Regions from separate parts of the Mus musculus genome. Here region 2 is linked to region 1. A link is a loop called in an ENCODE intact Hi-C map of the cell type or tissue named here. Cell type or tissue: gastrocnemius. All regions are shown on one strand. Each heading gives the region's core, and the rest is flanking DNA. Links, peaks and the distances in the headings are about the cores only. Region 1 overlaps Usp45 (ubiquitin specific petidase 45). Region 2 has its middle 140 kb from the start of Prdm13.

Region 1 (6,761 bases), core at 875-4,874:
CTGTGGGATCTGTTTTACATATTGAAAAAAACATTGTCAACTGCAAAATGCCATGATTTTTCTGTGAGCCCTAGTTCTTGTCCAGGCTTCACAGTCATGTTCTTAATCCTTGCTAACTGGAGTCTCTTGGTTGTAAGAATTAGAGCCATGTACAGAAGCATACCTTATATGTTGAGAAGACTAGAATCTTGTTACATGTGGCTAGGATTCAGTTCGTTCTAATTTGTGAGAGACTATTCTAGCAAGAGTGTCTCTGTTTGAATGTTGCAGTAAGGGTCAGGTGGGTGTGGCTTCACAGACGCTCCCTCAAAAATGGGTTTGTGATTAGAGCCACTGTGCTACAGGGTGGAGGACAGCTTTAATTATTTCATAACTGGCCAATGTGGGCAGTGTAGGCAGGTAGTTGGATACAGTGGAAAGGGTCATACCCTTCTCTGTTAAAGGGAGGCAAGAAATCTCTAGGGCTGGGCACAGAGGCAGAGCACAGAGCAGCCTCTTTCCAGTGACAAGGCTGCACAGCTGAGAACCGACTCCCCCAAATTAAGGGGCTGGAGATGCTGAGTTCTTAAAAGCGCTTGTTGCTCTTACAAAGGACCCACATTCAGTTCCCAGGCTCCGCAGAGGTGGCTCATCGCCATCTGTAATTCCAGGTCCAGAGGACCCAACACCTTCTGACGTTCACGTATATGGTATTTATGTTAAGCAAAACACTCATACATTAAATAGATGAATCCAAAACTAAAAATTAGAAAGGGAATACTCTCTCAAGGAAAAGGATGGGGAGATACGTGCTCAGTGTTAAAATTAACTAGACTAGATGCCAGAGATGCTTGCTGGGGGCCTGTCCGGGCCTGTGAAGGACTTGAAAAACTCCAATCATCAACAGCAACCGGCTTTCTAGGTGAGGAAACTGATGAGTGGTGACTAAGACCAGGTAAGGAGACAGGACTCAAGTGGTGCTTCTAGAAGGTGCTACTTTGATGCTTTGTGCTTGAGAAATATAGGTGACATTATGTCACTATAGAAATGGGTATCAACAGTCTTCCTATGAAACCCATACTTGAACATTTGAAAATGCTGACTCAGGATCTGTCCGCAAGAAAGAATGTCTGCGATAGAAAGAACACGTGACAATATATGGGTGCTTGTTTTTCTTTTACCTATTTTTGTTTGTTTGGTTTTTCAAGACAGGGTTTCACTGTGTAGCGTTGTCTGTTCTGGAACGCACTCTGTAGAGCAGGGTGGCTTCTAACTCAGAGACCTACTAGCCTTTGCTTCCCAAGTGCTGGAATTAAAGGAGTGAGCCACCATCACCTGGCTGCATTTTTTTAATTGAACTAATATCACATGTATAGATTGACACATCCGTACATAGGACTTCAGGAATTACGGAAAGTAGCGCCCTCTCTTGAGAACTGAGCTCTAGCACCTTTATGTTAGATGAGGAGGCTTGCTGATATACCTAAGGGTTTTCTTCTTAAATGGCTTTTAATTACTATTATTGTTTTTTATAATTTCACATGTACACTTTACAATAGTTGTATCACATCTAGAGAATGAAATTTGGTAGCCCTTCCCCCTGTCTTCTGGCTCTTAAATATTTCCTGTCCCCTCTTCTGCAGTGTTCCCTGCCTTAGAGGGAGTTGTGTAAGTGGCTTGATTAGGGATGGGCCCAGACTATCTCTTTATTTTCTGCATCCTGGGACAGCCATGAGTGTGAGCACACCACTGTTTATTGTAAGGAGGGGCTTCTCTTATTTAAGTCAGGAGACACTTGTCTATAGAAAACGGTTCGCTGCTATGTCTAGTTCACCATCAGAAGCGTGTTCCCCACATGAGTCTACCCTCCCCCCCCACCCCGCCCCTGTACCTCCATTGATTCCCAGGCTTACACTCTCAGGCGTTGGTTCACCACCTCTGGAGAAGGTTTAAGCCCACTTCTGAGGGCAGCCACCTTACCTAGTTTTAATCTAGACAAAATGCCTATAAGCTCCAAAGATGTTGCAGACTCACTGTTTATTTAAGAGACTAATAATAAATAGCAGCAAGTCTTGACTCCTTCAGCCTTTTGCTACAGTCTGCCAACATGAGACAAGCCAGTGATTAAGCAAGGCTTGTTCAGATATTGCAGTTCGAGTTTATATCCTGTGACATCTAATTCTCACTTAGTGTACATTTTGTTTTGAGATTCTGTTAGTATGAGCTCATCATTGTAAAGGACACTGTAAGATGTCGTATGTATTTTATTTCTAACTTTATTTTTGTGGTATTATACTGTTTATAATATGTGACTAATTTATAAGCAAGTGCTCTAACACTGTTGTAGTTACAGTTGGGACAGTGGTACACACCTTTAATTGCAGCACTTGGGAGGCAAAGGCAGGTGGGTCTCTAGGAGTTTGAGGCCAGCTTTGTCTACATAGTGTGTTCCAGGACAGCCAGAGCTACATAGTGAGACCCTGTCTCCCAAGGAGGTGGGTGGGGCATAATTTCTCCAGCATGTGCCTTGTTACTCTGTGTTGCAATGCTGCCATCTAGTGCATGCATAGAGCAATAACGCTGGTTTTCTTTCAACTGTGTCTCCTTTTTGTGCATTTTTTCGTAAGAAGACAGAATTTCTTAATAGTTACTATAAAATGTCTATTGGTTTTAAAGTATGTCTTCTCTGTTATTCAGTGCTTTGGATAATGCCTTTTAATAGTTTTCAACAAAGGTAGAGGCTTGCAAAGGATAGATTTTAAAAGCCAGTGAGCAGTTTTGTTAATGTACTTTCTGTCAGCTGGCTAATGGTGGCGCATGCCTTTAATTCCAGCACTGGGAGGCAGAGGCAGGCGGATCTCTGTGAGCTTGAGAGCAGCCTGTGTGTGTGTCAACTAGTTTAACTACACATACTTACAGCCTATTGTTTGGTCAGTGTCTCCAACACCAGTTATTTTACGGCCAACCATTAGCACAGCTTCCTTTGATTCGTAAGCACTCCATAAATCAAATGATTTCAACTTTGAAAGTAATCACCAAGCACGTGTGTGTGTGTGTTTATACTAATTCCCCAGGTGAGTTCTTATTCTGTGCTTCACACACTGTATTTTATACCCCCTTTTATTGCTCTGATTCTGGAATCTTTAGCCTTGAAGCAGCTATTTTTCCCTGTCCTGTCCACCTTTAGATTAGATACAGAAATGTCAAAAAAGTTAATAGGAGCAGCTTGGGTGTAGTATGAGCTAGTAGTTACTGCTATATTTACCTATTAAAATAATTTGCACTGGCAAGATGACTCAGCAAGTAAAGATATATGCTGCCAACCCTGGCAAGTGGAATTCAATTCCTGGGACCTACATGGTGTTAATTCTTAAAGATTATGGAACTCAATAGTCACAGTTCCTCTACAAAATTGTAAAGGAGAAAGATGTAATGTGATATATTAAAATACATTATTGGATATAATAGAGAAGCTATATTTTATCCAAATGACTTGAGTAGTAGCATGTCACTCTCGGATCAGTGGTTGTTCTGTGAATTTTTTTAATTTAGAAGAAATGTGTTCTTTTAACAGCCTATGGAAAGGAAGGTGTGAAGATGAACTTCATAGATCGCATCTTTATTGGCGAATTAACTAGCACAGTCATGTGTGAAGAATGTGCGAACGTATGTACCTAGAATTCACTTCATGGAATACACTACAGTCACATTGCTGTGTTGTGTTGCTTTATTTCTCAGGTATCACGGTGGTTATCAGAAGATAACAATAGCAAAATCATGGATGTGATCTAATAAATTGATGATAGACTTACTTTCAATAACAAGAAGTACTAATTCAAATTCCCAATATTTGCTTCATACACAAATAAAACCTCTTAAAGGACAGTAGTGGTGTCTCAGAAGTAACTAGTTTTGTGCAAGTGAACTGCCTTTCCTTTATAAAGCTTTGCTTGCCCAGGCTCTAAGACTTATAGTACATGAAACCCATTACTGCAGAAAGTAGAACTACACTGTTATGACAGTGGCCATCACTTAACTTCCCTGTAGAAACCCTATGGATAAAGGCTACAGGGATTCTGAGTAGAGTGTATTTCTCCTGTACTCAGCATGCTAGTCAGCTTTTCTAATCTAAAACAGCCAGTGATAATGACAGCAAAGAGTTTTCCTTCTACATGAAGTCTTGTCATTAAAAAAACCTTGGCACATGGCTATGCAATGATTTTCGTAATATCTGCCTTCCACTTCTAAGTGGCAAGCACACTTCTAAGTGTTTCTAAGTCCGTGTGTTTCTGTGCTGTGTAACTGTTTTTCCTCTTGACTTCCTTGTGAGGTCCTTAGGCTTTTCCTCACTCCATTCTGCTGTGTATGTGTAGCTCAGGCTTTGAACTGGAGTTCTCCTGTGTCAGCTTCCCGAGTGGTACATGTCAGATAAGCCTGGCTGAATGGATCAAATAGGTTAGCTTCTAGTTTAGACTGAGATGAGAGAGACATCTCTGAAACAAGTAATGGTCATAGTGCCCCGTCCTAAAATGTGGGGACAGAAAAAGACTATCACATTCGATTCGGGTTTTTGGGGTTTGTTTGTGTTATGTGATGTACAAAGGGTGTGTGTGTATGTGTGTAGAAACTCTTACTCTTCACTTAATCTTTGATTTTGAACTTCATATTTAAATGCCAACTTCAACAACGTAAAGCAGGCATGAACGTTTATAGATTTTTCAACTGCTTGTTAAGAAATATTTCTGAAAATGTGGTTGACTACAATAGATTAAACTTTTATCAGATTTTAATAAGAATAAAAATTTTCCAGGTCTTCTATCATCTCTAGTTTTAGAAAACAGGGATTATTGTATCTCCTCTTACTTATGACACTGAAACATAAAATGTGACTATAACTATTACTACATTTTATACAGCATTGGACAGAAATGCTGATTTCTCTCTTATACCAGTATCTTCTAAAACAGATTATCCTGAGAAATCGGTCAAATGCTTGTCTACTTTTTATTCCTAACACTTCATACAGTATTTTAACTTATAAGTTAAAGTTATAAGTTGTCTGAGAGGTTTGACTTGTTTTTCTCTTTAACAACAGTGTGCATCTATGCTAGAATTCTAACCGAATGTCTCCATCTTATTTTCCTTTAAGATCTCTACCATGAAGGATCCCTTCATTGATATCTCACTTCCTATCATAGAAGAAAGGGTAAGGAGGAGAAATCACAACATTCTCATAAAGAATATGCATCTATTCAATTATTTAAACATCTGTTGGCTTTATCTGTTACAGAGTCATGATTTACACAGAATTAGGTCTGTGTGGTGTGTTTGATACCAGGTTTGCGTATGTGTGCATGAAGTATATATATTTTCTTATTCCCGGGATTAAATCTTTTAACCTTGTATTTTGAAATTGTTAAGAAAATTACCCTTTTAAGTGGGCTGGAGAGATGGGTCAGCAGCTAAGAGCCCTGGCTGCTTTTCCATAGGACCCTGGTTAAGTTCCAAGCACCCTCACGACTTGTGAGCTGACAGCTGTGTGTAACTCCACTTCTAGTTCCAAGGTGAAATTCAGTACCCTCTTCTGGCCTCCGTGGGTCTGCATGCAAGTGGTGCACAACATCCATGCCATCAAAACACCCATACTAATAGAGGAATTTTAAAAATATATTTCTTAATAAGAAAATTTTCTTTTTATATTTCTAGTAAGTTACAAGTGTTAAAAAGAATTCATTCGCTGAAAATGTTTTATGTTACATGTGGCATAGGTTTCAAAACCTGTACTTTTGGGGAAAATGAGTAAATGCAGAAGTTTACAAGAAACAGACCAAGATCATAACAAGGGCACCGTGACTGTAGGAAATGCCCATCAACCCAGAGCTTCCAGGAAGCACTCCTCACCTAACGACAAGGCAAGTCAGGCTGTGGGGGGCTGCTGTGTTTTTAATACTTTCATTGTGAAAGAACGTTCTCAAGTAGAAACAGCAGTCTAAGAACACGCACCCTCCTGTTTCTCAGCTTTACAGTGCTCAGTTTACTGCTAGCCATGTTTCCACATACGTATTGCACCATGTCTTAGTTAGGGTTTTACTGCTGTGAACAGACACCATGACCAAGGCAAGTCTTATAAAAAACAACATTTAATTGGGGCTAGCTTACAAGTTCAGAGGTTCAGTCCATTATCATCAAGGTGGGAGCATGGCAGCATCCAGGCAGGCATGGCACAGGCAGAGCTGAGAGTTCTATGTCTTCATCCAAAGGCTGCTAGTGGAAGACTGACTTCCAGGCACCTGGGGTGAGAGTCTTAAGCCCATACCCACAGTGACAGACCTACTCCAACCAGGTCACACCTATTCCAACAAGGCCACACCTCCATCACACACTGCTTCCCCCCCCCCCCCCTACCGCTCCAGCTCTGAGGAAATCGTAGATACAGCATATATAAAAGTTACTTTGTAGGGCTGGGCGTAGAGCCTGTGGTGGAGCGAGCGCTTGCTTCAGATGTTCAACACCCACGGCAACAAAGAAATGAACAGTGAAGATACTCACTACAAACACAACCACGGCACCAGTGTAGCGCTTGAAATTATCCCTCAGTAGTAACATCAAAAATATTTTAAAGATTGGCTTTATGATCTGAAAAAGGGTCAACAGATAGTGATCTGTTGATTAGCACACTTTTTTAAAATCTATGAATCAATAATTTTTAAATTTGAATATTTATAAATCATGTTACAGTAATAAGGAGGTATTACAAAATCTTGTCATAAAGAGTGTCACAT
Region 2 (6,761 bases), core at 1,558-5,557, 270 kb before region 1:
GCAGAACGCCCACCCTTTCCTAGTGTTAGGCAGCAGGACTCATAGAATGTCCTGATGGCTTCCTTGTACAAGTTCAAATTCTACCAAGTGAAGCAGCATAGCTTTTATCATCTGTCAAATGTCAGAAATTAATTACCTGACTCAACACTAGATGTCTGACTGCTAGTAGCTTTCAAGCTCCCACACTCTCCCTTTTCTTTCTACTCTATATCTTGGAAAACTGATGAGAAAACTCAAATGCTTCTCCTTATGGTGCCAGTAAAAGCTCCAGTCATCAGGCCTTGAACCGCATACAGGAACCCTCAGCCCTCATAAACATAAAGCCCGAAGCAGTCACATCTACTTGACTCCCACTGACACTTTTGGATCTGCCCTAGAGACTGCTTTTTTTTATCACGCTTTTGTGGAACACCCAAACCAAACAAGGCAGGAGGAAAGGTCTGTACCACTTTCATAGAAAGGTCACAATATCTCTACACTATTCCTAACCAGAATTAATGATGTGACCAGAGATAAGATTAATTTAGAAATCCATTTCCCAAATTTTAACAATAGCAAAGTGTCAAAATTTAATTTTTAAATGAAGAATTATATTATAAATTTAGAATGAATTGTAGATATAGACATAGACATAGATAAATAACAAATTGAACAAGTTTATCAAGGTAATTCATCAAAAGACATAAGACTAATCCTAAATATATGGAGATGATTGTTTCCAGGTAAGGTTTCAGCATTACTTAAGGTGTCTGTCCTTAAGAAATTTTTGCAGAAATACTTAACACAAGCTAGAGTCATAAGGGAGGAAGGAACCTCAATTAAGAAAATATCTCCGTAAGATTGGAATGTAGGCAAGCCTGTGGGGCTTTTTCTTAATTAGTGATTGATGTAGGAAGGCCCAGACTGTTGTGGATGGTGCTCTCCTGGGAAGATGGTTCTGGGAAAAAAAAAAAAAAAAAAAACAGGCTGAAAAAGCTATGAGGAGCAAGCCAGTAAACAACACCCCTCCATGGTCTCTGCATCCTCTCCTGCCTACAGATTCCTGCCCTGTTTGAATTCCAATTCCTTCAATGGTAAGTATAAACCAAACAACCTTTTCTCTCACCAAGTTGCTTTGATCATGGTGTTTTATTATAGCAATAGTAACCCACACTAAGACATGGGTATAAAAGCTGACCATAAAGTTACCACAATAAAAAGAGTTGTGTGTTGGCATAAGTTCATATACAAGATCAGTGGCATAAACAAAAGAATCCAGAAACAGTGATATCTGTAGGAACTGGCATTAAGTAATATTATATTTAAATATGGAGAAGGGAAAATGTTTGTGCTGTGCCCTTTGTCCCAATTTGTCTCTGTGCATTGTCCCTACAGCACACATAAAGGATTATTTAATTGGCCTACTGTGGTGAACTGAGAAGTCAGCTCACAGTTTCTGGGTTTGCAGCCTCTGTTTCTGAAGCTCTACATGACCAGTGCGTCAGCATATCTGGACCATAGGAAGGAGGGAAAGTAGTGCCGTTCCTGTTACTGTCTTCTTTACTTCTTGGTTGCCATGAAGTGAGCATCGCTATGCCCCACCACACCCTCTCCCATGATGCTCTGTGTCTGTGAAGGTCCAGAAGCTAGACACCCAGATAACCATTGGCAGAAAGCTCTGAAGCCACAAGCCAAAATTAGTCATTTCATCTTTTAAAGCATTTCTCTCTGGACACATTGATAAAAAGCCACCTAGCACAACTGAGATCAGTGAAGTAAGCAGGGTGAATAGTGTCCTGACTCCTCTGAGATTTTTGTGTGTTCCAGAATGATCCAGCATACTACAAAGGAACTGAGCAGTCCATTGCTTTTGCAAAGCTCACTCTGCCACCAAGTGGGTTCTTGAGTTTAGACTGAACATTCTCTGTAGACCTCTTCTCCTGCCTTGTTCAAGCAATCAAATTTTCTCATCTTTAAAATCTTACTTTGACTCCCTGGCTAACACAGGTTCCTACACATTTTTTCTACAGTCTAAGAATTATTAGCTATAGAGTAGAAATATGTGTCCTACAGTGTCACCTTCTGCATCCCTGCTAAAGGAATGGGCAATGTAATACTGATACGTTCGTACAATTAACATTTAACTTCATTCAATATACCATGGCATCTTCTCCTTTCAAGCCTTTTTTAATATTTTATTTAATCTTTTATTGTACACTCCAGATTTTATCCCCCTCTCAGTCCACCCTCTGACTGTTCCACATCCCATACCTCCTCCCCCACGCCATCTTCAGGAGGATGTTCCCAGCCCACCAAACCTCCCCACTCCCTAGGGCCTCCAGACTCTTGAGGATTAGGTGCATCGTATTGAGAGAAGGAGAATTGGTCTCCCCCAGGGATTAGCCCTCTAATTGGTTCTTCAATACCAAGTGATCAGTTCTGAGAACATATACATATCAGCAACACAAGTGAGTTCAGCAGGTGGTGCTTATATATTTATTCATGTTATTATACAAACATAATCATTAAAGGAACACTGGCTATGAATTTGAGAGAGAATTGGGAGGGACATTGAACATGATAGAGGAGGCATAAAATTCTGTAAAAGAAAGAGAGAGAGAGAGAATTAAATAAATTTAGTTGTTCTGCCTGCTAAATTAAACATTAAACATGATAGTACTTGTTCAGTATGACATAAACAATAAATGCTGGAGTTTTTGCTTGTCATTATGAAGGTTTCTTTTGTCTGTGAACAAATTATTTCCCACTCAACAGCATGGGGGCAGCAACGACAATGTTCCAAAATAACTAGGGAAATTTTTACACATCTGTCTTAGAAATGCTTTTTTTTAATCTGTTTACTTTTATGTTCATATACATGGGTATTTTGCCTGACTGTATTTCTATGCATCATGTGCACACTTGATGCCCAAGAGACCAGAAAAGGGTGTCAGATCCTCCTGAGACGAGAATTACATACAGATGGTTGCAGGCTGCCATGTGAGTGCTGGCCATTGATCCTCTGGAAAAGCAGCCAAAGTTTTTAACCACTGGAAATACATTTTTATTTCAGATGGGAAAAAAAAATAAACTTTAAAGCAATAGGCTTCTCTTTTTTTTTTTTTCTTTTTTTTTTTTTTTTTTTTTTTTACTGTTTTTCTGACTTGGCTTATTTTTAATATTAAGAAGACAAAGTAAGATTTTCGTGAGAAAAAGTAAATACACAACAACAACTAATTGTGTTTATGATAAGTCTGTGTGTGTGGAGTGTACACAGAGAAATGACTAAAGCATACAACTCCAAGCAAGAAGTATGACTTGTTTGTACATGATAAAGCATAAGGAAACATTTATTTCATTACATTTTATTATCTGTGTTTCCAAAGTATTCAGTATGTTCAGTATATAAGGAAGACAGCATTAACAAGCCACTGTCTGTTTTAAACACTGACTATTCCTTACAGGCATGACAGAAGCCACTAATAGAATGTAAGAGATATGTTAGCCTCTGCTTATCTCCCATATCATTTTTTGGCCTTAGTTCCAGGCAGCATTTTCACATTTGCTTCATAAACCTGTTAGTAGGACGTTTCCTGCTTGCTAAGTTTTCAAAGGCTGTGAGTGATAGAACTAGGTTTTAACTGCTGATGCATTTCTAGCACCATACAATATATCACAATACAAGAGAAGAGTCACAAATGAAGGCTGAACAAGAGTGACAAATGCATGCTCACAAAAGAGCAATTGTGACTAAACTTAATAGAAAATCACTGTGACCATGTACAATGTCCAAATGTGCTGTACAGGCCTTGTCTGGAAAGCAGATGAGTGAGACCAGTCTGAATCATGTGGCTTCTGAGTTGCCAAAGGAAAAGGTAGGGGAATTGGCAAAAGAGGCCTTACAACAAGGGTCTCAGCAAGCCTCCCAGATTAATGCCTGCTAAACTGCTGTAACTCCTATTTGTGGACAGGTGAGCCATAGAGGTTGGCCTTGTCTTGCCTCAGGTGCTTTCAGAACCATCATAATTGATAAAGCAATGAGCCCACGATACAACTTCTGTGCAAACACAGAGAACATCCACACTCACAGTGTCTTATTGCATAGCAAGCTGTCAACCCAGAAAAAAAAAAAGGCTTCCAAGATGAGATCCTTATGAGCAAACACCAATTCCCAAAAAATCCCTAGTACCATGCTTGTTTCTTTTCTGTTCCATTCTTTCCTGGCGTTCACCCCTACTTTAGACATCCTTAGTAAAATAAGACTTCAGTTTTAAGGGCAGCATTTGGACCTTTCTGGCAGGGACTCCTGGCCTGGGCAAGCACACTTGATGATCATACGGTGTATGGACCCTCTTCTCATGACCATCTGCTAGAGTGGCTCTCTGCCCACTCACACGCTCACTGGATTGCTTCACTAGGACACAGGTGCCAGGCCATCATGGGTTTAAATGAGCAGACTACATAATAAAACAAAAATTTTCTCTTCCCTTCAGGAAGATCCTTCCCCCATGTCAACCTTAATACAGCATTTTGCATGGCTTCTGAAGTTTGATTAAAGTCATAGACATGATTGAACCAAGGACAATATTATAAGAAGCAACCCCTGAGAGACAACTTGTTATAGAAGAAAGCAACCATGACCACAACAGCTATGATGCAGGGAAATGTATGCATGAGCAATAATTATAGGAACCAAATATCCATAACTCCAAATTTGTTTAGTTGGATCTTGTGATGGTTGGGTTTTGTCAACTTGAATCAAACCTAAACATATCTGGAAAGAGGGAACTTCTGTTGAGAAATTGCCTCCATCAGATTGTCCACCGAGCAATAGGGGAATTTTCTTGATTAATAATTGATGTGGGACGGTTCAGCCCACCGTGAGCTGTATAAAAGAGCCAGCTTAGCAAGCCATGTGGTGGAAGTCAGAAGGCTGCATCCTTCCGTAGATCTCCTTCAGTTCCTGCCAGGAGTTCTTGTCCTGGTTTCTCTTCACTATGAACTGTCAGCTCTAAAATGATGTAAGCCCTTTCCTCCCCTAGATTGTTGGGGTCTTAATTTTAGTACCAGCAGCAAAAGGCAAACTATGACAGATCCTAGGAAGGAAAGAAGGAAGGAAGGAAGGAAGGGAGGAAGGAAGGAAGGAAGGAAATATCCACTGCGAGTGTGACTATCACTTGGCTTAAATAGAGAGAAGCAAAAGTAACATGGGAGTTAGCTTTTAAAAACATGCCACTGATTGATGAAATCTGTAGCCAGCCTCCAAATCCCAATGTTTTTAAGAGTTAAATGTGAATAAAAATTAAGCTATTGTCACTATGACCATGTTAAGTCACTGCAAAAGAGTGTCCAAAAAACATCTCTCTCTGAATCAGAAATTTGGCAACTGAAATAGCCAGTTTTAACTTGGGTCCTCGGTGGGGTTGCAGTCAGGAGCCTTATGTCTTAGCTATTTCAAAGCCTTCATTTGTACATATGGGATAAAAGATCTGCCAGCTGAGATCCCAGAAGTCCTCAGGCATCACCCTGTCCATCAGCTTAGCAATGTCTGACATGAGACAGCAGACAGAGAGGTATCCAACACCACTATAGAATGTCTTTTTCCACTAACATTTATTTTGTACTTATGAAGAAATGCATAGACACTAAATCATTAACTTTATAGAACCATTCCAAAACACTGTCCTACTTTGTTTTCTGTTGGTTTAGGCTTACACTCTAGGTCACAGTCTATTATTGAGGGAAGCCAAGGCAGGATCTTGAGGTATGTGTTGAAAGCAGAAACCTCAGGGGAGCACTGCTTACTAGCAAACTCCTTCAAACTTCCTCAGCTACCTTTCCTAGCCCCAGCCCATCTCTCTAGGGCTACTACAGTGTGCTGTCCTCTGGGCCCTCCTACATTACCTAGAAATTAAGGAAATGCCTCACAAATATGATCACAGACCAATCTTGTTGAGGCAGTTCTTAAGTTGACATTTCCCATTCCTGGCTTGTGTCAAATCTACAGCTAAAGCTAGCTATAATACTAAACTCTCCATATTTCCATAGAGGAGAATAGAAACTTCATGACTTGAATTTCAAGCCATATGGATGTTTTGACAACTTAAAAATAAAAATCTTTAAGCACAAAAATATTAAGTAAGATTTTAAAATTATTGTAGGTCTAAAAGAAACCCAAATGGCTATGTATGTGTCAGTTTGTGTACAAAAGTGCACGCTACCTCTAGGCTCCCTCAGTACCATAAGTACCTGAGGCTCTTCTTAGCTCTTTTACACTTCTTCAGTTCATGGGCTTCCTCTCCCCAGTTTCTCATTCCCTTATAACCCTATTATTTTTGACTATGCACTCTCTTGATTCCCTCCCTCTTGCCCCTCCTCTCTCGGTCCCCTCACTTTATTTCTCACTCTGTACCATCTCCTCTCTGCATCTTCTGTCCAATCTGTGGGCCATGCTCAGTTTGCAATGTTGTCTCTCTTCTCTGGACCCTTCCAGATGCCTCTGGCTGTTCTCTCCGTCATATCTACAATAAAATCCTCTGCTTAAGCATACCTTGGAGCAGTCATGTCTTTAGTTTACATGATTATTTTTTAGAAAATTTCCACAGTGTTAAAATAAAGTCCTCAGGTATTTGATTAAATATAAAAACTTGACTACTATTATCTGAACTCCCTTTTAAATGAGTTGCAGGGATGGTTTTACACATTAATCAACAAAGCAAAGACACCAAAGGCAGTAAGACAGCAACAAAACGTTGGGTTGGAGATGTAGGTGGATGATGAAT

What was found. A loop is a pair of places that touch in the nucleus more often than their neighbours do. Peaks named below come from ENCODE experiments on the same cell type or tissue, not always from the same donor. Only the 100,000 strongest peaks of a DNase experiment are listed, where the experiment ranks them.
Region 2: it touches region 1 in a loop (5-fold over the local background); 23 of 42 quality-filtered maps call a loop at or near these places.

What each region holds. Positions count from the first base shown.
Region 1 is chr4:21,811,754-21,818,514 of GRCm38, forward strand. It overlaps Usp45 (ubiquitin specific petidase 45), which reads left to right. Exons shown (of 18, transcript NM_152825.2): 11 at 3,554-3,645; 12 at 5,129-5,185; 13 at 5,748-5,891. Among named protein-coding and RNA genes, the nearest start is that of Pnisr, 33 kb to the right of the region's middle. In gastrocnemius, for the core only: a CTCF peak has its summit at 2,546 (motif pointing left); a DNase peak (open chromatin) is centred at 2,485.
Region 2 is chr4:21,543,630-21,550,390 of GRCm38, forward strand. No RefSeq gene overlaps it. Among named protein-coding and RNA genes, the nearest start is that of Prdm13, 140 kb to the right of the region's middle. In gastrocnemius, for the core only: no CTCF peak of the experiment used is centred there; DNase peaks (open chromatin) are centred at 3,937 and 4,342.